Regions from separate parts of the Homo sapiens genome. Here region 1 is linked to region 2. A link is a loop called in an ENCODE intact Hi-C map of the cell type or tissue named here. Cell type or tissue: K562. All regions are shown on one strand. Links, peaks and the distances in the headings refer to the core of each region. The heading gives the core; the rest is flanking DNA. Region 1 has its middle 55 kb from the start of ANKRD62. Region 2 overlaps GNAL (G protein subunit alpha L).

Region 1 (2,909 bases), core at 128-2,627, 170 kb before region 2:
GAGAGTACCTCAAAGTCAACCAGTGACTGCTGAAAAACATCTATCCAGAAAAAAAAAAAAGAAAAAAAAAAACAGGCATGGCTTTGGGAAGAAGACATGAATTTGAGATCTAGCATGAGGAAGTATGGAGAGGGAAACTGGTCTAAAATACTGTTACATTATAAATTCACCACTGGCCAAGTGTCATGTGAAAAGACAGATGAAGGACTATGAAGAAATTAAAACTGATTTGCTCAGACAGTGAAGACTGAATGTGTTTGTAAAAGCTTCATACATGGACAGTTAAATATGTTGATCACTGCATTTTGTTTGTAACTTGCTGGTCATTGATGTTTCTTAAAACTGTTGTTTAAGGCATTACAGGTATTTTTCTGCAACAGTCAATATGAGGATTTGTACTACAAGAGATAAAATATATGCTATCATTGTTTTTTGTGTGTTTGTTTTTTGAGATGGAGTTTTGCTCTTGTCACCCAGGCTGGAGTCCAATGGCGCAATCTCAGCTCCTGCAGCCTTGGCCTCCTGGGTTCAAGAGGCTCTCCTGACTCATGCTCCTGAGTAGCTGGGACTACAGGCGTCTGCCACCACACCTGGCTAATTTTTGTATTTGCAGTAGAGATGGGGTTTCACTATGTTGGCCAGCCTGGTCTTGAACTCCTGACCTCAGGTGATTCGCCTGCCTCGGCCTCCCAAAGTGTTGGGATTACAAGTGTGAGCCAACGTGCCGGCCTATCAATGTATTCTTTAAGCATCTTTTTATTTTGATAAAATGTAAATTTGTTTAACCCTGCTGCATGCAATAACTCAGCCCCCAAATCCTGTTTCAATTTAAAAAACAAAAACAACACCCTCTTGTCAAAAACTTGATTAAACTCTGGGTGAACTAGTTTTCTCACTTTTTTTCTCATCAGGCTTAAATTTTTATTGCATATCCTTACTTTAGCCATGGACTGAGTTGGTATTTTTTGGTTATGCACTCACAGCACGGCACAACGCATGGAATAACGGCATGTGTTCCGTCACAGTCCCCGCTGTCCTGTGCCCCTGCCATTCGCGGATACAGCCGAGCCCCACGGTTAAGCTCCTCCCGACCCAGGGACAAATGGCCTCGCCCAAGGGCGCAGGACGAGTCCCAAGCCCAAGCCATTCTGCAGGGCCCTGACCAGAGGGCGTCTGCGGCCTCGCGTGCTGCGCAGTTCTTCCGCTCGGACAGCAGGGGGCGCGCTGCCCTTGGCAAAGAAAGCCTCCGCGCCCAGCGACCAGCACCCAGCGCCCGCCTATACCGCCGCGCGGGCCGGTACCGGGTCAGGGCGGCGCGGAGCGTGGGTTGCAGAGACAACCCCAAGTGGTGGCTGGTCCCGGCGAGTCTGTTCCCGTTGTGCTGTCGCCTCGCAGCCCAGGGCTCCCTGAGAGTGAGGAGAAAGCTCAGGCTCCCAGGGCGGGCCCGCTTGGTCCCGGGAACTCGGGAGTCACCGCCGTCAGTGTGACCGGGTCCGAGAGCGCGGGTCGTTGGAGCGCAGTGTGGCCGCCGCGTGGGGACGTCTTGGGGGAGGTGATGGCGACGCTGGGGGCCGACCCGGGGCACCGCGTGGTCCCAGACAGCTGCGCCCATCAGGGCAGACGGGCGCCCCAGCCCCTCAGTCCAGCCCGGGCCCATCCTGCTCCGGGCTGCGGGGACTGGGGGCGGGCCGCCCGGGGGCGGCCTGGGGCCTTGGAGATGTGACCCAGGTGACACGGACTCTGGGACCACCTGCCTCTCACACCGGGGTGCCCGAGTGCCCTCATGATTTGAAGAAGAGGGAGACAGAGTCGGAGCCCAAAGCATCTAAAGGCCGCGCTGGCAGCACGCACCCACCGGGAGGAGATGACGAAGCCGCCCTCGCGTCTGAAAGCGCCTTCCTTCTACGCGTGCAGGGACGCGCCTGGCAGCGGCCCACCCTGAGGCTGCAGGACAGGAACCGGTCCCCCGGATTCCTCTTCCTCAGGAGCCCTTACAGAGTCCACACAGCCGGCTGCGAGGGAGGACAGAGCCCACTCACATCTCCACGTGTGGAGGCCGCCTGGCCTGGAAGCTCATTCCCTGCAGAAACCAGTCTCTCCAGGAGCCCCAGGGTGCCCCTAGCAGGAATCACCACACCCATAGCATAGCTCTCTTCCATTACTTAGTGATGGCGCCTCCCAAATCAGCTTCCCCCTGCCAGCCAGGAGCTGTTTTCGCCATAGGCACTATTGCCTAGTAGGCAGCTGGGACATTCCACCTTCGCCTTCTGCCAGGAGAACAGGTAGAAGGCCAACTGCATTTAGTTCAAATAATGCAAAAAGGGAAACATTGTTAAACTTTTGCATACGAATATTGATTTTATTAAAATCTGGAGATATCTTTTTTGAGACGGAGTTTCACTCTTGTTGCCCAGGCTGGAGTGCAGTGGTGTGATCTCGACTCACTGCAACCTGCGCCTCCCAGGTTCAAGCGATTCTCCTGCCTCAGCCTCCCAAGCAGTTGGTATTACACGCGTGGGCCACCATGCCCGGCTAATATTTTTGCATTTTTAGTAGAGACGGGGCTTCACCATGTTGGTCAGGCTGGTCTCAAACTCCTGACCTCAGGTGATCCACCTGCCTTGGCCTCCCAAAGTGCTGGGATTACAAGCATGAGCCACCTCACCCGGCCTAAAATCTGGAGATATCAAACCTAAATATATATTCCCTTCTTTTACAAAGTGAAAAAAAAAAACACAAAAACTAACTCTATAGAATGTGAAAACAGAGACATATCTTAATAGTAACACATGTTAAGTGCTTTGATTCAATTCCTGTTGTTGAAACCCAAAAGCAAAAAAACCCCAAAACCTTTGAGAAAGCTGCTGGTACCAAAATGGAGTCACTTACATTAAACTCCAGCAAAATGG
Region 2 (2,909 bases), core at 103-2,602:
GGACCAACTGTTAGTTCCTTTTAATTGCTAAGTGAGAGTTGACGTTGGAGTTGATGGTGGTCCCAGGCTTCCAGCAGGTGCTGCAGATGCTCAGGGATGGGTGAGTCTCTTGGGAGAGGCAGGGCACAGATGGAGATGACGCATGCTGCTGGGTGAAGAGCAGTCACTGGGCCTGGCACCGAGGCAGCAAGCCAGGGTCCCCTCAGCCCCTGGACGGAAGCCCTTCAGCACCCGCGGCTGGGCAGGTGGCCTTGGCTGTCAGCCAGTGGTGGTGCTTCTCCTTGGTGCTCCTAAGCAGGTAAGGTTGTGTCTCAGAAGGGTGACTTTGGTAGTTCACAGAATGTTCTGGAAAGGTGAGTGACCAGCTACAGGAGGTCAGGCAGGAAGCTGTGGCAGCTGCTGAGACGAGAGGAGTGAGGGCCTGGACCACAGCCATGAGGAGGGAAAGAGGGAAGGGCCTGGGGAGGCAGACCCTGTTGGAAGGACCCCCCGGCCGCCGAGCCACTGCCTGAGCTGAGTGACAGGAGGTGGCAAGAGGCGGTTAGCGGGAGAATTAAAGACCCAGCTTGCTGGGAAACTGGCAATGCCAGCCACAGAAAGCGCAGCAGAAGCCATGCTCTGATGATGTGCCATGGGCAAGCGGCACCCGGCCTCAGTCCTGGAAAGCACATCATCAGGCTGCGGGTAGAGCAAGGCAGTGATGAACTGCAATGAGATTTCCACTTGATTTGGTCTCAGGAAGAGCCTGGACCTTGACCTCACGCTGAGTGACCCTCTGGCGGGTGCGGAGACTGCTGGTGGCTCATGAAAGCAGCTGGGTCTGGTGAGACCACAGGCAGAGCTGGTGCTCAGGCCCATTTCCAATGTCTATTATTTATTCCTATAAGGAAATATGTAGCAGTAGGAATTTTTTTCGGGTCTTTATGACACAGGTGATAGCAGTAGGATTTTGTTGGAAGGCCCCACAAGGGTCAGGATTTTACTATGAATATACTTATATAATGCCTCTCCCATGAGGGAGAAAAGAACATTGAACATAAGGAGCAAAAAAGTTTAATGACAAATGCAAGTTTTCTTTTCCCTCTTCATTGAGGATAAAAAATAAATTTTCCAAATCTTAACTATATTTTCCAGGAAAGTGTCTTTTATTCTGCGTTTTCTAGTTTGGAATTCAAGATGTAAGAAGCGGTGTTATTTCACCTTAAATCACTCCTATGAGCCTCTGGTAGACCTGGTGTTCACTGGAAACTGAAGTGTAAGCGACTGGAAACGGAGTGACCAACTCTTCCTGGTCTACCTTCCCAGCTTTAGCACTGACGGTCCCGTGCCCCGGAAACCCCTCAGTCTCAGGTGGCCTGGGATGGCTGCTGGCCCTGCTGGAAATCCCCAAGGCTGCAGCCACAGCAAGGCTAGAGACAGGAGCAGATAAGCGCGGCTGCTGCCAGCATGGGCTTGGGGACAAAGGGTGCAAGGACTGCCTTGCCTGCATGACTCTACCCGTGTGGCTTTGAACACGCTATCTCTCCTCTCTCAGACTCTCTTTCCACGGGAAAAAATAATAGAAACTACCATGCAGGGTCATCTGAGGGTGAAGTGAGAAGGTCTGTATCAAGGACTAACAAGGCACCTGTCATGTCACACCCAGCCAAAGGCACTAGAGGGAGAGCTCATACCAGCATGACACAGTCACATCCCAAAATGGCTCTTTCTTCTGCTGCACGGTTTCAATGGAAAGTCAAACTCGGAAACATTTACAAATGGGATCCGATTACAAATAGGACCTTGTAACACTCTAATACTTTAGGATATGGGCAGTAGAAAGAAAATTGATTTAAATAAAGTGAATTTCTTTGATTCATCAGAGGTATGTGAATTAGAGTTACAGGACTATTAATAAAACAATTCTATTCCTCAATCATAAGAATGTGTTTTGAAATCTTACCGTCTTCAGGAACAGTATAATTTGCATATTCTGGGAAATAGTCTTCAATTTTTGATTTCCCTGCCAAGACTTTTTCTGCCAGCATATCTTGTTTGTTCAAGAACAAGATGATAGAAATGGTCCGTAACCACCTAAAAAAGGAAAAATAAACATACAAATTTCACATACACTAGTACATGAAAGTGCCTCTAACATAGAAGTTGCTAAATTAAAAGAATACCATCGTCTTCCTAAAAATGTATAGGATTCAAGAAAGTTCAGTACACCAGTATCCTCATTCCATCTGTAAAGAATGATAAACAAATATAGGTACAGGTTGAGCATCCCTAATCCAAAAACACAAAATCCAAAATGCTTCAAAATCCAAAACTTTTTCAGCACTGACATGATGCTCGAAGGAAATGCTTGTCGGAGCATTTGACACTTTGCATTTTCATATTAGGGATGCTGGACTAGTAAGTATAATGCAACTATTCCAAAAAACAACAACAACAAGAAATCTTAAACACTTTTGGTCCCAAGCATTTCGGATAAGGGATACTCAATCTGTAGTTAAGCACTTTCTAATTCAGTCCCATGGGGGATATAGATTTATTGGAACCAAAGCTAAGATTTACTTATGTAATGAGTTCACTTGAATTTCTGTGGTGTAATTTACCAATAAAAGGTCGGAAAACTCACATTAGAAGTGAAAGTGTTAACAACAACAAAGTAATATATGACTCATTAGCTAATAACACAGAGCTTAACATGCAGCTGGCTTGGTTCTTCTTCCGCCTCCATCACTTCAAAGGAATCAAGCTAACTGATTAGTCTACAGGAATCTTACTATCAATTAATAACACAATTTGGCCACGTGTGGTGGCTCACGCCTGTAATCCCAGCACTTTGTGGGGCAGAGGTGGGCAGATCACGAGGTCAGGAGTTCGAGACCAGCCTGACCAACACTGTGAAACCCTGTCTCTAC

Evidence for each region. Hi-C counts contacts between places; a loop is a spot of excess contacts. Peaks named below come from ENCODE experiments on the same cell type or tissue, not always from the same donor. Only the 100,000 strongest peaks of a DNase experiment are listed, where the experiment ranks them.
Region 1: a loop joins it to region 2, with 16 times the contacts of the local background. A loop is called at or near these places in 2 of 110 quality-filtered maps.

What each region holds. Positions count from the first base shown.
Region 1 is chr18:12,037,437-12,040,345 of GRCh38, reverse strand. No RefSeq gene overlaps it. Among named protein-coding and RNA genes, the nearest start is that of ANKRD62, 55 kb to the left of the region's middle. RefSeq lists silencers at 1,180-1,249, 1,630-1,699 and an enhancer at 1,647-2,148. In K562, for the core only: a CTCF peak has its summit at 1,214 (motif pointing right); a DNase peak (open chromatin) is centred at 1,195; H3K4me3 peaks cover 416 bases; H3K27me3 peaks cover 1,004 bases.
Region 2 is chr18:11,871,432-11,874,340 of GRCh38, reverse strand. GNAL (G protein subunit alpha L) reads right to left here. Exons shown (of 12, transcript NM_182978.4): 10 at 1,943-2,073. Among named protein-coding and RNA genes, the nearest start is that of CHMP1B, 21 kb to the right of the region's middle. In K562, for the core only: a CTCF peak has its summit at 1,646; a DNase peak (open chromatin) is centred at 1,640; H3K27me3 peaks cover 1,384 bases.